Regions from separate parts of the Homo sapiens genome. Here region 1 is linked to region 2. A link is a loop called in an ENCODE intact Hi-C map of the cell type or tissue named here. Cell type or tissue: Calu3. All regions are shown on one strand. Links, peaks and the distances in the headings refer to the core of each region. The heading gives the core; the rest is flanking DNA.

What was found. Peaks named below come from ENCODE experiments on the same cell type or tissue, not always from the same donor. Only the 100,000 strongest peaks of a DNase experiment are listed, where the experiment ranks them.
Region 1: it touches region 2 in a loop (2.5-fold over the local background); 1 of 110 quality-filtered maps calls a loop at or near these places.

What each region holds. Positions count from the first base shown.
Region 1 is chr12:92,064,305-92,074,760 of GRCh38, forward strand. The region is part of intron 1 of LINC01619 (long intergenic non-protein coding RNA 1619); the gene reads right to left. Among named protein-coding and RNA genes, the nearest start is that of LINC01619, 73 kb to the right of the region's middle. In Calu3, for the core only: a CTCF peak has its summit at 6,158; DNase peaks (open chromatin) are centred at 6,167 and 6,987.
Region 2 is chr12:91,947,695-91,958,150 of GRCh38, forward strand. The region is part of intron 3 of LOC105369901 (a long non-coding RNA gene); the gene reads right to left. Among named protein-coding and RNA genes, the nearest start is that of LINC02404, 78 kb to the left of the region's middle. In Calu3, for the core only: no CTCF peak of the experiment used is centred there; a DNase peak (open chromatin) is centred at 5,407.

The DNA of each region.
Region 1 (10,456 bases), core at 3,246-8,245, 120 kb after region 2:
AGGGAATGGTTATTATGTCCATTTCTCACAAGAGGAAACTGAGGTTCAAGTTGTCAAAGTCATTGGTACTTTCCAAATGTCCAAGTTCACATCATTATTTAATGGCAGAACCAGGATTTATCTTAGGATCTTTCTGCTCTTTCCAATGTACAATCTTCATTGGTCAGAATGAGCTAGGTTGTATTAGATTGTATTGCAGTAATAAATGGCCTTCAGATCTCAGGAGCTCACTATAATAAAGATTGATTTCTTGTTCATGTTCCTTGTCTGCTGTGGGTTTGGTCTGCTTTGTGTTTACTCCAGGACTTAGCGGACAGAACAGCCTCTATCTGGATCATTGCCAGTAATGTGGCAGTGTGAAAAGTGCAATTGATGGACCTCACACTGGCTTCTAGGGCTTCTGATAGAAAGTGGCTTTCACCCTTATTTCATTGGCCAAAGCAAGTCACAGCATTGCCCACATGCAATATGGCAGGTGTGTATCATCCTTTCACAGGGAGGGGCCCCAAATAGGCATAAAATTATTTCAGTTATATCAGGGTAGTAATGTATAAAGTGGTTGTCAGCCTCCCTTCCTTGTAGCATAAAGTTATTCTTTAATAAATGCGGTACTGACTAAGAATTATTTTAGGTATAATGAGCCAAGCAGTCCACTTAAATCATGTAAAAATTAAATAATTCAATAAATTTAATATTTAAAAACCAACAATTCTCAACTATCACTGTTGAGCACTAAACCCTCTGCATTTGCGAAGAGAGCAACTTTCACTCTGGGAATAAACTTTCCGTTTCTGGCAAGAGAATTGGATAGCAACATTGAAGTTCTACTGTGAATGGGCGTCAGGGTGTCATATTTGAATGTGTAATGAGTAAACATTGGCAGAAACCCCCTTTGCCACGTGACTTCAAAACAAACACCAGTCAGTAGGGAACTACCAGCTGTGCCCAGTAGAAAAAAATGCGCTCATATATTTTTCTTCCATGAGCAAAAAAATCCCCGCCGAGATCACCTCCCCTCAGAATGTAGGGCACGAATGTGTTCTCACATGAGTTCAAGAACAAAACCCCACCTCTGGAAAGTCCTCCTGGCAAAGTCATTTAAACAAATTGCAGAGGAAGACAGAAGTAGGACATGAAACAGAGTTCAGGCATTCACAGAATCTTGCATTCCCTTAAATCAATTCTCAGCTAAAGGAAAAAAAAATACAGCAGAGTTGGGGAGTGGGAGCATTTAGCAAGAGTTTAAAGTAGCTGATTTCTAATGTTGACTACATTATAATGTCCCTTACAATCCTAAGATTCTATGACTCCATAAGTTTATGTGATGACAAAAAGTTTCTGCTTTTTCAAGTACAGAAAAAAAAAGAGAAGAGGCTATGTTTTATGTAATAATAAAATTTAACAGAGAACTGCACCCTCCCACCTCCAAAAAAAATGTCCTGGTGACTATAAAGTTGTCTTGGGCTAGGCAATCTGCATATAGAATTCTGTTCCTTAAAAATTTTTTGGCACTGAGTCAGAACTTGATTTGTAGAAATGACACCTCCCCAATACTTCTTTTAGAGCAGTGAGGGGGAGGTAGAATGAACTGAGTTAGAACTTTACCTTAGACTTTTTGTAAAGGTCACCAAAGGGAAAATCCATAAAGAGTCATTGCCCTTTAGTCACTTACACGTATGAAATGTGTTGTCCTAGGATGAAAGAGAATCATTACTGTACATCACATTTCGGATTAAATAATTGTTGTGTCTTGCTTTTTTTTCATGACTTTAAATAGAATTCAGGTTGAAATGAACCTGGATTAATAGGAGATGTTTCTAAATATGTCAGTTGTGCTTTTTTGATATGCATGGATGTCATTCTACTATTTTGTTGGCATAATTGCTAGCAAATCCCCATAACTGATATTCAAATTTTAGTATAGATGTAAGTAAAAGTGTGTCCAGTTATCAAAATATAGATATAAGTAAAATTGTGTCTTAGTTATCAAAATACCAAATTTCATTTGAGCAAAAGAAATGAGGGGAGAGAAGATGGATATATTAACTTCTCTGATAAGCAACATACTACCCTGCTGCTTTCTCTAGCTACTTACTACAGAAAGAGTGCATGGTCATGAGATGCATGGAGTCTCTAGTATCTAACTGAACACAAAGAAACTTCTCTAATGGCTAGTCATGTTAAGTGATACAAGAGATGCATCCACTGGAAAAGACTGTGGCTCACTTTGAGGATGAGTATAATGTCACAGGATCAAAATATTTGAAAGAGAGAATTTGGAAGCTAAGGTTAATTTAGAATCTATAATTGCTCAGAGTTTTCTTCCCCTCCACAACCAATTCAAGTCTCTCTTAGACTCCTGAATCAAATAGCTGGTGGAGCCCATAAGTAGTAGCAGAAGTCAGTGAAACTAAATAGAGGATCAATAATTGTATATACACACATATATATATGAATGTATGTATACACACATACATGTATGTATATGGAAGTGTATACATAGATATATATCTATACATTTTTTTTCTTTTTGAGACAGAGTGTCATTCTGTTGTCCCAGCCGAGTGCAGTGGCACAATCTCGGCTCAATGCAACCTTTGCTTCCTGGGTTCAAGCGATTCTCATGCTTCAGCCTCTCAAATAGCTGTGATTACAGTCATGTGCCACCATGTTCAGCTAATTTTTGTATTTTTAGTAGAGACGGGGTTTCACCGTGTTGGCCAGGCTGGTCTTGAACTCTTGGCCTCAAGTGATCCACCCGCCTTAGCCTCCCAGAGTGCTGGGATTACAGGTATGAGCCGCCATGCCATGCCCGGACTATATGTATGTATTGAAGATAAACACATACATATATGGAGATTATAGATACACATATGTATATCATATATATCCATACATCCATACATATGGTGTGTGTGTGTATATATATATATGTTTACTATATGCGTGCACACACACACACCCCCCATATATATATTTCCATAGGTATGGTGTGTATATCTCTATATGTATATACCAGATATATATATATAAAAATATATATGTATATACCTTACACATGTAGAGATATACATGTATCATATGTGTATCCATATATATGGTATATATTTAATCTATGTGTGTATCTATAATCTCCATATATGTATATGTTTATTCTCTATATATGTATAATATACACATGTATACATTTCCACACACATACATATATGCATATATACATATATTGATATATGTATGTGCATATACAATTATTGATCCTCTATTTAGTTTCACTGACTTCTACTACTACTTATGGGCTCCACCAGACATTTGATTCAGGAGTCTGAGAGAATTGAATCTGTTGCGGAGGGGAAGAAAGCTACGTGCAATTATAGATTCCAAATTAATCTTAGCTTCCAAATTCTCTCTTTCAAATATTTTGTTCCTGTGACACCATACTCAACACCTTCTTCTCAAACTGAACCAGACTCTTTTCCAATGAAAGTATATTCCATATCCATAATACATGGATATACATATACACACATATGGATATATCCATGTACATATATGGAAATATACATGCATATATGAATACATATATACATACATATTTATATATGTATTTGATTGATTATGGCACAACTAGCTACTCAACTGATTTTTTTAACAAACCCCAATGTTATGCCATTTACAAAAAGAAATGCCTTCTGGATTAAAGACAACTGTAAAAAATAAATACTTCAAGAAAATCTAGCATATCATATATACATATATGTACAATCTATTATGTGGAAGGAGGCTTTCTTGTCAAAATGGAGAAGATATAAAAGAAAAGAGAGACTTACTTGATCATATAAGAATTTAAAACATTTTGTTAAAAGAAAGATTCCACAACAAGGTCAGTAGACTAATGATAGGTTTGGAAATATTTGTGGCATCAGCAACAGTTGGGTTTTTTGTGTTTTTTTGTTTTGTTTTGCAAATTGACAAAAGCAAAGACAATGAATAACGGAAAAAAAGGATAAAGAATTCAAATAGGATATTTACATAGGGGCAATGACCAACAAGCAAATGAAAATATTCTCACATTAAATCATAGTCGGGGAAATGTAAATTAAAGTTACAATGATATATATATTTTTATGTCCATCAGACTGGCAAAAATTGAAATGATCAATAACCTCTATTAGTGGTAGGTATATGGAAAAATGGATGTTCATACATGCTGAGAAAAATTTAACTGTAAAAACTGTTTTGGAAAGCCATTTCGCAGCAGACATAAAAAAACTGAAGATACATGCACCATTTAACCCTGCAATCTCTCTCCTTGGCAACTCTCCCAGACCAATATTACATAGAGCATGTGTAAAAGGGCACCTAATGTCAGTGTTTATAATAGCAAGAAAAGGAGAAGGGACAGGGATCAAAGTAAATGCCAGTCAATAGGGAATGTCTGAATAGGTAACAGCTCATCCACACCATGGATTATTAGGCAGCAGTTCCAAGGAGTTAGACTCATTAGAGCTAAATTTCTACTTATAAGAGATTTCTGTACAGTTATGCTTTACATGAAAAAAGAGATGTAGAAAGTATATATTATGCAATGCTCATAAAACAAACAATAACAAAACTTCCCTTATACATGTGTGTAAGTGTAAAAAGTGTATATATGATATGAGCAAGGGGAAAAATGTAAAAGTACATATCAAGTCACAAACGAGTTACATGGCAGAGAGGGGTGTAAAGGAGGAAAGAAAGGGAAGTAGAAGCTAAGCAAAAGTTTTAATATACTTCTCTAAATAATATATAATTATATGTGTGAGATAACATATATGCATTTATGCAAAAACTATATATATGCTTGTCTATATGAGAAATTAGAAAAAGATTGAAAAGCTAGTCTAAAAGCATGCTCAAACCATGACATAAAAATTAATAAAAAATATCTAACATTTACAGAGCCCTTTCTATTGGCAGACACTGTTCTAAACAGGTACCAACTCAATCCTCACAACAACCCTACGATGGGAATATTAATATCTTTGTTTGCAACAGAGGAGAGTCCAACTTACTTCTCTACAACTTTAGAATAGAACATTTAGTTTCAATTGCAAAACTGAAATTAAGTCAATCATCTTATTTGTTTCTTCAGTAATTTTGGCTTGTTTTCTTGGATGTCTGGATTTAGAAGACAGACTCTAACAGGATATCGTAAATAAAGAATTTAACAGGATACCATAAATATATCTACTCAACTAGCCAAGGTTGGTGAAAGTCATCTAAATCAAGGGCAACTGTCTTCACAAGTAGCCTCTTCCATCCCTCATTTGTTCAACCAGGAATCATGGAACACCTTCTGCACAATTCTGGGCCCAGGGGATTTGTTGGTGGCTATGACAGCCTCTGAATATTTGATGGCTTGGAAGGCTAATAACTCATGTTGCCCTAGCACATTTTTACCTCTTATTCTGAAACTAGGTGAGAAAAATTACTGGCTTTTTTGACAAAATGATGGGGCAGAATTCTAATCCTTTCTGGGAAAGAGACAGCTTCCAAGAACATGGCAGCTCTACCTAATCCAAACTCATGCATGGAAAATAACAGTGAAAGAGCCACAAAAGCAGCCCTCGATAGCTGCCTATGACTGGCACATAGCAAATAATTTCTTCATCACTAGCATTTTAGAGAGAAGTTAGGGGTTGCTAGTTTTTCCTTCTATTTGCATATCTAATTTAAGTATTCTTTGATCTTCCACCTTTATGAAGAGATGCCAAGCACCAGATCATCAACAATAGAATGCTTGATGCTCAAACACCATGACTCCCCACTCCATTTCTCTCCATTCTCTTCCGAAATCCACTTTGTGAGAACCCCTACTAAGGTCACAGTGTTAAAACAGAGATTGTGATCCGGGTAAGGCTACAGAAAGTCACTAATGAATTTATTGAGCAAGAGATGCCACTGAGAAAACCCAGGGCACTGGTCTACCGCTCTGAGTTTGGACCCTGATGAAGTCCCGAATCTGTAAATACACAAATTAAGAAAGCACTTCGATGTCTTGCAGCTCTGAGTGTCCAAGAGCCAAGATGTTCAATTGCACATGTGTGTTTTTGCAGGCTTCTGGCTTTTCCTTCTCTCTCTTAATCTGGCTGCCTCTCACGCCACCTCTGGCAAGGTACACTCTGGGGAGGCCAGAACAAAGTTTCCATCCAGTCATTCCCTTCGGTTAATTATTAGCAGCTCTGGTAAAAGTTGTTAGTGGGGCCGTTGGAAACAACAAACTGAAAATATGTTTTTAGTTTAACCATAAAGTTCATTTGTTTGGGGATTTCAGGAATCCTGTCCTGAAAGGATTCCTGTCCTGCCCAAGATAACAGTGGGCAGAGGTGAGATGGTGAACTAAGAAATGATAGATAATCTTTTCTCTGTAACTAATTAGCTAGGTGACCCTGGTCAAAGGAGGGAAGGTAACTCACAATATGACAAGTTGGGAACTCTGTGTTCTCTCACTTAATCCTCATAAAAACATATAACCTATGTATTTTTATCTCCATTATACAAAGAGACTTAAATCCAAAACTCTCTAAACTTTGCATTAAACCGGCTTCATGCCATTTAATTTACCCAAGTTCCTGTGTTCTTACCTAAGAAAACAAGGAGTTGGAATTAGTTGCTCTCTAAAAGGTCTTTCTAACTCTATAAGACTATGAATCATTTGACCTAGCAGGAAATAAACAATATTTCTCTAATAATTTCCGCAAAGTTTTTCTCTTCTTGGCCTTTATTTCCCCGTAAATTTGGGGGGCAAGTAGATAAAATTGTATTCTTCACATAAACATGATAAAATAGCTGTTCGCTCATTAGTTGTCTAATGACAACCCCTGAGGCTATTGCTTCACTCTTGTTTATATTGCTCAGTTCCGTCAGTTTAGAAGACATTAAAAAGCAGAACTGAGTTGGCTGTTTTACGTTAGTGGTGAACTTTGTGCCTCAACTGTGTTGCAACCCCACAGTTTACTCAACTCCACCTGGCAATTCAGCTGTTTGAGATAAAGTAGATTTTCTCCTGGGGAAACCAGTAGCAATTTATCTTGTTCTTGCTCTACTGCTGGCATACAGGAGGTTGGGCATTTAATAGACAGTCATCTGCCAGTAGGAGGTAATAATTGTTTTTTAGATTAAAAACAAATGAAATATGAAGGGAGTTACTGCCATATAGGAGGAATTGGAGCCAATGCTCAAGTAGTCTTGTCTAGAGCCAATGTAAGAACTTCTGTTGGAAAACTACACTTTTATGTATATGTATGAGTTTCTGCATGTGCATGCATATGAGTGCTTTAGCGTCTTGTAGATGTGTGCATGACAGCGGGTAGGGAAACTCTGGAAAAATAGCCAGTGAAGACCCAAAGCAACTCTTATTTTCTACACTCACAAGTACTATAAGAGTTGGATCGGCCGGGCGCGGTGGCTCACGCCTGTAATCCCAGCACTTTGGGAGGCCGAGGCGGGCGGATCACGAGGTCAGGAGATCGAGACCATCCCGGCTAAAACGGTGAAACCCCGTCTCTACTAAAAATACAAAAAATTAGCCGGGCGTAGTGGCGGGCGCCTGTAGTCCCAGCTACTTGGGAGGCTGAGGCAGGAGAATGGCGTGAACCCGGGAGGCGGAGCTTGCAGTGAGCCGAGATCCCGCCACTGCACTTCAGCCTGGGCGACAGAGCGAGACTCCGTCTCAAAAAAAAAAAAAAAAAAAAAAAAAAAGAGTTGGATCAATTTCTTGTGCTTAAAATTGGGTTTTATTTTGTTTATCTTTTCCACATCCCATATGTAGCCATTTTCTAGGAAAAAATTACACTGATAGCAACAAAATAATTTTTCAAAATGTATATAAGAAACAGTGCAATGTAAGACATGTAGAAGAGAGCCAGAATATGCCTTGGTGGATTGATGAGAATGCTAAGCAACGAAAGACATTCATGCTGCAATCTATACAACTAAGCAGCCTGAAACCTCCTCCATTATTCAAGTTTGAATTCAGAAAGAAGACAATGGCCTTATTCAGCTCCAGTCAATCCTAGTGTTATGCATTGAATTATTTCCCCCTAAAAGTTGTTGACATGCTAACTCCCAATACCTGCAAATGTAACTTTACTTGAAAATAGGGTCTTTGCTAATGATCAGGTTAACATGGGGTCATTAAGGAGTGCCCTAATCCAATAGGACTGTGGACTGTGTCCTTATTAAAAGGGGGAAATTTGCACACAGAAGAAGATACACACACACAGGGAGAATGTGATGTGGATATCAATGCAGAAATTGGGGTGACGCATCTAAAGCCAAAGAATCCCGAAGATCGACAGAAAATCCCCAGGAGCTAGGAAAGAGACATGAAACAGATTCTCCCTTACAGGCTTCAGAAGGAACCAAATCTGCCAGCACCTTGCTCTTGGACTTCTAGCCACCGGAACTGTAAGTCAATACATTTCTGTTGTTTAAGCCACCCAGTTTGTAGCACAGATGCCCCTCAACTTAGGATGGGGTTATGTCACAATATTTTCAAATTATAAAGGATTTATCCAGATGTAGATACTTAATGTGTCACTTTTGCACCATCATAAAGTTGAAAAATTGCAAGTGGAACCATAATATGTTGGGAATTGTATTAATCCGTTTTCACACTGCTGATGAAGACATGCCCGAGACTAGGTAATTTATAAAGTAAAAGAAACTTAATGGACTTATAGTTCCACGTGGCTGGGGAGGCCTCACAATCATGGCGGATGGTGAAATGCACGTTTTACATGGAGGCAGCAAGACAGAATCAGAACCAAGTGAAAGGGGTTTTCCCTTATAAAACCATGAGATCTTGTGAGACTCATTCACTACCATGAGAACAATATGAGGGAAACTGCCCCCATGATTCAATTATCTCCCACCAGGTCCCTCCTACAACACGTGGGGATTATGGAAGCCACAAATCAAGATGAGATTTGGGTGGGTGGAGACACAGCCAAACTATGTCAAGAACCATATGTACTTTGTTACAGCAGCCCTAGGAAACTAATACACTTAGGTTTTCTCCCAGCCAGTTTCTACAACCACGAGTCTTTCCTTTCTCATCTTTATTGGCACAGTGTCTCTAGAGAAGAGAGAAATATTTAAGAAGAGTTGGATTTTTCCTCCACTTTCTTTTCCTTCAGTCTTGTCTTCTCTAATTTCCAAAGAGACTCTTTTTTTTTTTTTACTTTTATTTTAGGTTCAGTGGTACGTAATTGTGTATCACGGGGATTTGGTGAACAGTTTATTTCATCACCCAGGTAATAAGCATAGTACCCAATAAGCAGTTTTCTGGATCCTCACCCTTCTCCCACCCCCCCACCCTCAAGTAGGTCCCAGTGGCTGTTGCTCCATTCTTTGTGTCCAAATGTACTCAGTGTTTAGGTCCCACTTATAAGTGAGAACATGTAATATTTCGCTTTCTGTTCCTGCATTAATTCACTTAGGATAATGGCCTCCAACTCTGTCTGTGTTGCTGCAAGAGACATGATCTCACTTTTTTTTTTTTTTTTGTGAGACAGAGTCTCGCTCTGTCACCCAGGCTGGAGTGCCATGGCATGATCTCAGCTTACTGCAACCCCTGCCTCCCAGGCTCAAGCAATTCTCCTGCCTCAGTCTCCCAAGTAGCTGGGACTACAGGCACCCACCACCATGCTCAGCTAATTTTTATATTTTTTAGTAGAGATGGGGTTTCGCCATGTTGGCCAGGCTGGTCTTGAACTCCTGGCTTCAGGTGATCTGCCTGCCTCAGCCTCCCAAAATGCTGGGATTACAGGCATGAGCCACCATGCCTGGCCTTAAAATAAAAGTCCCCACTAACTCATTCTATGAGGCCAGCATTATTCTGATACCAAAACCTGACAGAGACACAACACGAAAGAGATATGTTTATAAGAAACTCCTCATATTAAAAAAAAAAGTGGCTGCCGGGTGCAGTGGCTCACGCCTGTAATCCCAGCGCTTGGGAGGTCGAGGTGGACAGATCATGAGGTCAGGAGATCACGACAATCCTGGCTAACGTGGTGAAACCCCATCTCTACTAAAAATACAAAAAAAAAAAAATAGCTGGGCGTGGTGGCAGGTGCCTGTGGTCCCAGCTACTCGGGAGGCCGAGGCAGGAGAATGGCATGAACTAGGGAGGCAGAGCTTGCAGTAAGCTGAGATTGCACCACTGCACTCCAGCCGGGATGACACAGTGAGACTCTGTCTCAAAAAAAAAAAAAAAAAAAAAAAATTAAGTGGCTAATTCTACCCAAAGGCCAAATAGAAAAGAAAAGAAAAAAAGGGCAGCTATTGAATTGATCTCGGAACTTATCTCCCCAAAACGTTTGAGCTGAGAACTCTTGGGCCTGGATGGCCCAACAGTAGTTGAAGAAGAGAACAGAAAAACAATTTGCCTCTAGAGAGTCCTTCAGTT
Region 2 (10,456 bases), core at 3,334-8,333:
TGTACAATTACTGTGAATCAAACACTTGCATTTCCTCATTTACTTTTCACAATGACCTTGAAGTAGGCTTCAGTAACTCCCTATTACGCATGAAAACACTAAGAATCGAAGACTTCAAGCAGTGAACTTCAGACACACCACTAGGAAATGAGAGAGCCAGGTTTTAACCCCATTTCACCCTCAAATCATGGACCTGGCCTTTGGACTGCTACCCAGAGCAAGTGGTTACATGTAAATGTTTTAATATACTCCATAGGACCATCGTCTACATCTATCTACCCCATCCGTGGACCTGCCCTTTTCTGCCATACACCCCTGTCACCTTCTACTCTCCTAGGTTGGCCTGTCACACTCTTGAAATTTAAGGAAAGCAAGCATGTGATCTATGAAGCTACAGAAGCCATCAATGACTGATAAAGTATTAATGGCTGATCACTCTGGTTTACTTCACCAGTAAAGCAATTGACAGCTGTCCATTAGATCTAAAGAAATGAACGTCTAATACCGGAATTTCAGAAATTCTTAACAAGCCAATGGCGTAAAGGTTTTAGTGAAGAAGGCCTTTTAGAACCCTTAACATCATACCTCATTAAAAGATTTTACTATAGTTGTAAGCAACAAAAGTAGATTTTTTAAAAGTATTTTTAGTATTATCTCAATTATGAAAAGGACAAAAATAGAGGCCAAAAGGCCTGTAGAATATATATCAGAATATTACTGCAATAAGAGTATAAGTGACTTTTCTCCCCACTTCTTTATGTTTTTCTATATTTTCCCTTTTTTTTTTTCCTTTTAACATAAGCATGTATTACCTTGGCCATCAGGGAAAGAAAATTAAAAGCAAGGAAAAAATATTCCCACAAGGCAAGTGTCCATTCTAGCACCAGGAAAGGCAGCTTGGAGGGAAATGCCGTGGATGTACTGTGCCCACAGAGATAAAGCCTTACACAGCCAGGAATATTTTGAAGCAAGCACTGCTGGCAGAAACATTGAGGTTTTCAACTGCATGCGGCCTTCCTGGGGACAGATGATAACATCCTGTTCTGAGTTATGGGTACATGTTGCTGAATACAAGGTCGCAGTATTCTAATCTCTTCCTCTTTTTTTCTCCCATAGTAAACAAGACTGAAGCCCATTTGAAGCCATGAATAAAAAACAGAATCAGTTGCTAAACCCTGCAGCCTTGAACCTGTACCCATTATGGGACCTGAATTCCTATATGGACACAAAGAGTATGAAAATTCCAAGCCCAGAACTTGAGCAAACACTGAAATGAGGCTCTTGCCTTTCCCAGGGCTCCACAGAGGTACTCAAGATTTCTATTTGGCCCTTTAATATCTGCTTAGCCTTTCTTTTTAACATAATTTATTGTTTGTACATTATTTTCTATTTTTTCTTAATTTCCCTGAATATTTAAACACACTCATTTTAAGATTACATTCTTTTTATACTAATCTGAAGTTCCTTGGATGTAGACAGAAAGTCTACACCACTCAGAACACACATAGTAACATTATCCATTCCAAAATGTGCTCACGAAAAGTATCTATGATGCCAAAAGGAAACCAAATGAGAGAAAATCAGAAGAAAAGGAAAGGGAACAAATTGGCTGTGCGCGGTGGCTCAAGCCTGTAATCCCAGCAAGTTGGGAGGCAAAGGCATGTGGATCACGAGGTCAGGAGATTGAGACCATCCTGGCTAACATGGTGAAACCCCATCTCTACTAAAAATACAAAAAATTAGCCGAGCGTGGTGGCGGGCGCCTGTAGTCCCAGCTACTCAGGAGGCTGAGGCAGGAGAATGGCATGAACCCGGGAGGCGCAGCTTGCAGTGAGCCAAGATCTCGCCACTGCACTCCAGCCTGGGTGACACAGCGAGACTCCATCTCAAAAAAAGAAAAGAAAAGAAAAAAAAAACAGAAAAGAAAAGGGAACAAATTACATCCAAGGAAACTCAGATTACTACAAAGAAAATGCAATTTTAAAAAGAGTATGTTTAAACAGTCAAGAAGATAAAGTAGAAGATGCCCAAAGTATAGGCATCTTTATGACTCACAGGCCCTCATGAAAGAACTACCAGAGGATACACACTGGCAAGAAACAAAATGAATCCCATAAGCAAAGGGAACTAAAAGCAATTATGAGCAAATAAATGAATCTAAAGGAAACATGTTGACCTTTCACATTATACAGATATTACAGAAGTATTCAATAATATATGGTATTATAGAAGTCTCTGTGCTTTTCTATAATGTAATTATCTTCCTCAATTTTTTAAAAAAGCAATAAAAATAGCAACAGTTAACATTTATAGTTGTTTACCATGTTTCAGGCACTGTACTAAGATTTTATGATGGTTTATCTCATTTATTTCCCGCAACAACCTTGCAAGACATATCTACTTGTTATTCTCATTTTATAGATGTCACAACTGAGGTATAGAGCAGTCATTTTTTTCAAGATCATATAGATAGCAAACAATAAAAATGAATCTGTGCGACCTAGGGAAAGTCAAAATGCAATTTCCTCATCTGTGAAACAAATATATGGATAGTTGCTCTGACCATATTCTAAGGTTATGTGAAGTTGAAATAATACTAATACATGTTAACGTGCTTTAGAAATTGCACTGTACAACTTGAAGTTATAATAAAAATAGAATGTGTGCCAAATTTTAAGAAGGACATTTTGCCACTAGTTAATAGATGATGACATATTTTTATTCATCCATTCAAAATATTCTTTTAATATGGCTTCAGTAGCTAAATATAATTTTGAGGTTATAAAGTAGTAGTGCATTTTTCAGTTTGCTTGCTTGTTTATTTCTGGCTCATTTTGCTCCAGAAAAAAATTTCAGGCAGCTAACAAAGGGTATACAATAATAATTAATAATAATAATAATATTATAAAAGGACTCATCTTGTTTTTTATTTTTAAAATACAACTTAGATTTTATTTCTGAATATACACACTTTTCAAAAGCAACTTGTTATTAATTTAAAACGTAACTTTGCTCCATATGTCCTCTGTCACCACCCGTACTCCGACACACAAATTTAAGCAGCAGGAAAAGTTCATATTGTCTCTTTTAAAACATGAAACTTGCTAATTTTCATACTGCTGTGGCATGGTTCAAGCTAATGATGTCATAATGTGATATTAAAGTAGTAACTACTGGCCAGGCACGGGGGCTCACGCCTGTAATCCCAGCACTTTGGGAGGCCGAGGTGGGCAGATTACCTGAAGTCAGGAGTTCAAGACCAGCCTGGCCAACATGGCGAAACCCCATCTCTACTAAAAATACAAAAATTAGCCGGACGTGATGGCGCACGTCTGTAACCCCAGCTACTCAGGAGGCTGAGGCAGGAGAATCACTTGAGCCCTGGAGGTGGAGGCTGTAGTGAGCCAAGATTGCACCACTGCACTCCAGCCTGGGCAACTGAGCAAGACTCTGTGTCTCAAAGTAAATAAATAAATAAATAAATAAATAAATAAATAAATAAATAAATAAAATAAAGTGGTAGCTCCTGCAGTTATAACAGCCTAATTGGGCAGCTGACATCACAATAGTATTGCTAAAATGTTGGATTTTACTCGATTTCCATAAGAAAATGGAATCTGACACTCATTGCATGCTAATCATTGCAATTTAGTATGTCCCTTATTTATTTTGGATAAGCATTTCATTCTCAAATAAAGAATTAAGTGAGAAAAATGAGCTAAAATTCGATAGAGACACTGGTTGGCAGCCATTTCTTTTGGCTCCCATAATACAGAATTTTTAAGCCTATAGAAAATGAGAACAGATGTAGATAATGACACAATTTGTTATTTATGAATGCAGGTTTTCTCTGAAGATTTAGGAATTATCATGAGAACTATTCACTGAACCTCAAAAAAATCAATAAATATTAATATCAGAATGCAAATGTTTTTACTATAATTTAAAACATGAAGAATATTTACCCATTTTGCTTTTGAAAACTCCAGGCCAGCCTGAATACTTATTAACTGTGTGTCATCAGATGATTCAGAGAGCTTCTCTGAACTACTTGAAATTCTCAAGCAAGGCAATAAGAACACATCCTCAATAAAGAAAAGCTTGTGCATTGTTCTGTCTAAATTTCCACTGGCTCTCATAGCTTAGCAAAAAAAAGGACTGAATATGTCATCAAGAAACCTGGGCTCTGGCTAAGTGCAGTGTAATTCCTGTAATGTCTGTAATTCCGGCACTTCGGGAGGTTGAGGCGGGCGGATCACTTGATGTCGGGAGTTCAAGACCAGCCTGGCCAACATGGTGAAACCCTGTCTCTACTAAACATACAAATATTACCCAGGTGTGGTAGCAGGCACCTATAATCCCAGTTGCTGGAGAGGCCGGGGTGGGAGAAGTGCTTGAGCCTTGGAGGCAGAGGTTGCAGTGAGCTGAGATTGTGCCGCTGCTCTCCAGCCTGGGTGGCCAAGTGAGACTCTGTCTTAAAGAAAAGAAAAAAAAAAAAAAGGGAGAATCTGTCTTTAAAAAAAAGGAACCTGGGATCAAATATTAGCCTTACCACTTAATAGCCCTTTGTGATTTCAGGTAAGTTCCTTAAACATGAGTTACATTTTCCACATCTATAAAACGACAATAATGATACCTCCTGCAAAGGGTTATTTGAAGATAAAATGAGAACAGAACCTTGTATACAGTTAATTATATCTAATTTAGAAGTGAGAATATTCAACAAAATTATTAATTAACCTTTGGGAATTCTATTTTGACTAATATGAAGCTGATGACACCTATCTGATGGAAATTAAATGACAAGACATATGTACATATTGTCCTCAAGTTACCAGTTACGATAGTTTGTATGGGACCTTCCTTTCACTTAAACACTTAGAGAACATTGTAGGTTTATTAATTGGCCTAATTTCCATATTGTTGTGTCTCAGGTAATAGAGAGGCCCAACACAGTTGTATGGGACCTGACTAGAAGCATATATATATATATATATATATATATATATATGTATATATATGTATATATATGCAAATCTGTTATGACAAATTGGTTCAATCTTTAATATCATGAGTTCAGAGCAATGAATTGGGTCACTAAATTTATTTAATCATTAAAAGTCTATTGCTTTTGTTGTAAGACTACTGTTTGGGACCATTCTAAGAGAAATGCAATAAAGAATTGACTTAATGAAAAATCATCCAGCTAACACACTATGCAAACATCAAAGAGCAGAGAGACTTGTTCCAAAGCTTCTTGGCAATCATTTATTCCTATCCTCTACTGAATCCAAGATGTCCTGTGTGGTGCCTCAGGCAGCTCCAGGCAATAGGGAGAGGGAAAGTTTAGCTCCTGCTCCACTTCTTTACCTTGATTCCACCAGCACTGCCTTTACAACTTTCAAACACTGACCTTTTGTCTAAGATTACATTTGCACAAAGGGTTTGGTTACTTATAAAAATGTTTAACTAGCTGATATTCCAACTTCCTCATTTTAGAAAGGAGGAAATTGAAGGCCAGAGAGGTAGCACAGGTCACTTAAGATTCCTTCAGAATCAGGAGCAGAAAAAAAAAATGTCCAGTCTTTTAATCCAGGTTATTTCCACCACATTGCTTTCTTGATGATAAGATTAATCCCTATCATGTACTAAATGTTGAGCATCTTACTTGGTGTTCCACCTGTATTTACCAATGAATAATTGATAAATACATTCCCTTACTTGGTGTTTTACCTGTGTTTACCAATGAATCCAGCAAAATCTCTAAATATTTGCCTCATTTGAAGATAAAGTTCAAGAATGTTAAGCAACTTACACAAGCCTACATTCAAATCCAATCTAACTGGAAATCCTGTACATGTATTTTCCAAGTTTAGATAAACTTAAATGTTTCTTGTTGGCCATCAAAACAACAGATCATCCTAAGGTGACCCAGGGGGATAAAGAGAGAATGGGTAGTTTATTGCCAAATTTTGGCTCTACTTTTTATGTGTGCTTTATTAAAATTGAAGAACAATGAATATAGTTATAGAAAGACCAAATGAAAACCTTATTTGAGAATTGCTTTCATCTCTTTCTGCCCTAAGATTATCAATAATCACTTCTTATTTTATGTTGATACTATATTTTATTAGAATAAGCATGTGGCTTTTCCAGTCTTTGATGTATCATAGATCATGCGTTTGTACATATTAATTTCTTTCCTTGTTCAAAAGGTTTGCTGCTTATATTGCAAATCAAATTTGTACATGTGCTCACAGGAGGGGAATATTGCAAAGATGTTTTCCACTGGCATTATCATTTTTCAAGTTGCATGTTTAAACCAGTTTTCTTTATCTCTTGTATCCTTTAACTCAGATACATAATGTAGTTTTAGCATAATTGTGATACAACTCTGTTTTTGTCCTGTTTTGTTTTTTTTCAAATGTAAATCTGCATTTCATTTGTACAGAACATCAAGGTAAAAATATGTATGTAGTTCTTAAAAATCTCTATAATATGAAACTATGGCAGATAGATCTAAAAAGAGGCTATAAACAGAAAAGTAATATGTAAATGCAATCAAATTTTAAAAGAGAATGACAATAACATTATACTGAATAGAGTGGGGTAACCAGAAAGAGAACACAAGTATATCTCGTTTTATTCACCTTGCTCTATTGTGCTTCACAGATACTGCATTTTTTACTAATTGAAGCTTTGTGGCAATCCTTCGCCCAACAAGTCAGTTGGCACCGTTTTTCAAACAGCATGTGCTCACTTCATATCTCTGTGTCACATTTTCATAATTCTCAAAATATTTAAACCTTTTCCCTTATTGTCATATCTGTTATGGGTAATCTGTGATTAGTGATATTTGGTGTTGCTATTGTAATTGTTCTGGGGCACTGTAAACCTCACCAATCTGACAGCAAATGCAGTGGGTAAATATTGTATGTGTTCTGATTGCTGCACCATCTGGCTGTTCTCCCATCTCTCTCCCTTGCCTTGGGCCTCCCTATTGCCTGAGACACAACAATACGGAAATTAGGCCAATTAATAAACCTACAATGTCCTCTAAATATTTAAGTGAAAGGAAGAATCACACAGCTTTCACTATAAATCAAAAGCTAGAAATGATTAGCCTTACTGAGAAAAGCATGTGGAAAGCTGCAACAGGCCAAAAGCGAAGTCTCTTGTGCCAAACAATCAAGTTGTAAAGGTAAAGGAAAAGTTCTTGAAGAAAATTCCAAGTGCTATTCCAGTGAACATGCGAATGATAAGAAAGAAAAACAGCTTTATTGCTGATAGGGAGAGTTTTAGTGGTCTGGATACAAGATCAAACCAGTCACACCATTCCCTTAAACTAAAGCCTAATCTAGAGAAAAGCTCTAACTCTCTGCAATTTTATGAAGCCTGAAAGAGATGAGGAAGCTGCAGAAGAAAATTTGTAAGCTAGTAGAGGTTGCTTCGTGAGATTTAAGGAAAGAATCCACCTCCATAACATAAAAGCACAAGGTGAAGTAGTAAGTGCTTGATGGAGAATTTGCAGCAAGTGATCCAGAAGATCTAGCTAAGATCGTTGATGAAGGCGGCTATACCAAACAACAGATTTTCAATGCAGATGAAACAGCCTTATATTAGAAGAAATGCCTTTTAGGACTTTCATAGCTAGAAAGGAAAAGTCAATGCCTGACTTCAAAGCTCCAAAGGACAGGCTTACTCTATTGTTAGGGGTTAACACAGCTAGTAACTTTTTGAGTTGAAACCAGTGCTCATCTACCATTTCAAAAATTCTTGTGTCTGTAAAAATCATGCTAAATTGACTCTCTCTGTGTTCTATAAATAAAACTACAAAGTCTGGATGACAGCACATCTGTTTACAGCATGACTTACTGAAATATTTTAAGCCATCTGTTGAGACCTATTGCTCAGGAAAAAAAAAAAAACTCCTTTCAAAATATTGCTGTTCATTGACAATGCACCTGGTCATCCAAGAGCTCTGATGGAGATGTACATGGAAATTAATGTTATTTTCATGCCTGCTAATACAACATCCATTCTACAATCCATGAGTCAAAGAGTAATTTTGACTTTTAAGTATTATTACTTAAGAAATACATTTCAAGGCCACAAGTGGTGACTCATGCCACCTCTCTTTTGAGGGCAGAGGTGGGAGGATTGCTTGAGGCCAGGAGTTTGAAACCAGCCTGGGCAACATCTATACAAAAAAAATTAAAAAAAAAATTATCCAGGCACAGTGGCACATGCCTATAGTCCCAGCTAATTGGTAGGCTGAAGCAGAAGGATTGCTTGAGCCCAGTAGTTCAAGACTGCAGTGAGCTATAATCATGCCACTGTATTTCAGGCTGGGTGATAGAGGAGAGATCTCATCTCTTGAAAAAGACAAAAAAAAAAGAAATACGTTTCATAAGGTTATCGTTGACATAGATAGTGACTCCTTTAATGAATCTGGGCTAAGTACATTGAAAATCTTTTGGAAATGATTCACCATTCTAGATGCCCTTAAGAATGCCCATAATTCATGGAAGAAAGTCAAATATCAATATGAATAGGTGTTTGAAAAAGCTGATTCCAGCTCTCATGGATAACTTTGAGGGATTCGTGGCTTGAGTAGAGGAAGTAACTGCAGATGTGGAGGAAAGAATAAGAGAATTCGAATTAGAAGTGGAGTCTGAAGATGCAACTGAATTGCTGCAATTTCATGGTAAAACTGGAATGGATGAGGAGTTGCTACTCATATATGAGTGAAAAAAGTGATTTCTTGAGAAGGAAACTACTTCTGGGGAAGATGTTGTGAACATGGTTGAAATGACAACATAGGATTTACAGTGTTACATAAACTTAGTTGATAAAGCAGTGGCAGGGTTTAAGATTGACTTCAATTTTGAAAGAAGTTCTACTATGAGTAAAATGCTATCAAACACTATCACAGGCTACAGAGAAATCTTTCGTGAAAGCAAGAGTGAATCAATGCAGCAAACTTTACGGTTGTCTTATTTTAAGAAACGTTACAGTCACCCCAACCTTCAGCAACCACCATCCTGATCATTTGGCAGCCATCAACATTGAGGTAAAACCCTCCACCAGCATACACTAGGATTTGCTGAAAGCTCAAATAATCATTAGCATTTTTTAGCCAGAAAGTATTTTTTAAATTAAGGGATGTACACTGCCTTTTAGGAAAAAATGCTATTGCATGCTTAATACACTCGAGTGCTGTGTAAACATAACTTTTAAATGCACTGGGAAGCCAAAATATTTTGTGACTCACTTTATTGTGATATTCTTTTTGTTGTTGCTGTTGTTGCTTTTTGCTGTGATCTGGAACTGAACCCAGAATATCTTCAAGGTATGCCTGTATTTTTATCTTATTATTATTTAAACCTTTAAAACAATCTTTTACTGACAAATGGGATCTAATTAAACTAAAGAGCTACATCACAGCAAAAGAAACTATCATAAACAGGCAAGCTACAGAATGGGAGGAAATTTTTGCAATCTACCCATCTGACAAAGGTCTAATATCCAGAATCTGCAAGGAATTTAAACAAATTTACAAGAAAAAAACAACCCCATCAAAATTGGGTGAAGGATATGAACAGACACTTCTCAAAAGAAGACATTTATGCAGCCAACAAACATGAAAAAAAGCTCATCATCACTGGTCATTAGAGAAATGCAAATCAAAACCACAATGAGATACCACCTCATGCCAGTTAGAATGACAATTATTAAAAAGTCAGGAAACAACAGATGCTGCAGAGGATGTGGAGAAATAGGAACACTTTTACAGTGTTGGTGGGAGTGTAAATTAGTTCAGCCATTGTGGAAGACAGTGTGGCTATTCCTCAAGGATCCAGAACAAGAAATACCATTTGACCCAGCCATCCCATTACTGGGTGTATACCCAAAGGATTATAAATAATTCAACTATAAAGACACATGCACACATGTGTTTATTGCAGCACTACTTAAAATAGCAAAGACTTGAAACCAACCCAAATGCCCATCAATGATAGACTGGATAAAGAAAATGTAGCATGTATACACCATGGAATACTATGCAGCCATAAAAAAGAATGAGTTCATGTCCTTTGCAGGGACTTGGATGAAGCTGGAAGCCATCATTCTCAGCAAACTAACACAGGAACAGAAAACCAAACACCGCATGTTCTCACTCATAATTGGGAGCCAAACAATGAGAACACATGGACACAGGGAGGGGAACATCACACACCAGGGCCTGTCAGGGGGTTAGGGGAAAGGAGAGGGAGAGCATTAGGACAAATACCTAATTCATGCGAGGCTTAAAATCTAGGTGATGGGTTGGTAGGTGCAGCAAACCTCCATGGCATATGTATACCTATGTGACAAACCTGCATGTTCTGCACATGTATCCCAGAACATTAAGAAAAAATTAAAAAAAAATTAGTAGTTGCCATAAGGTTTAAAA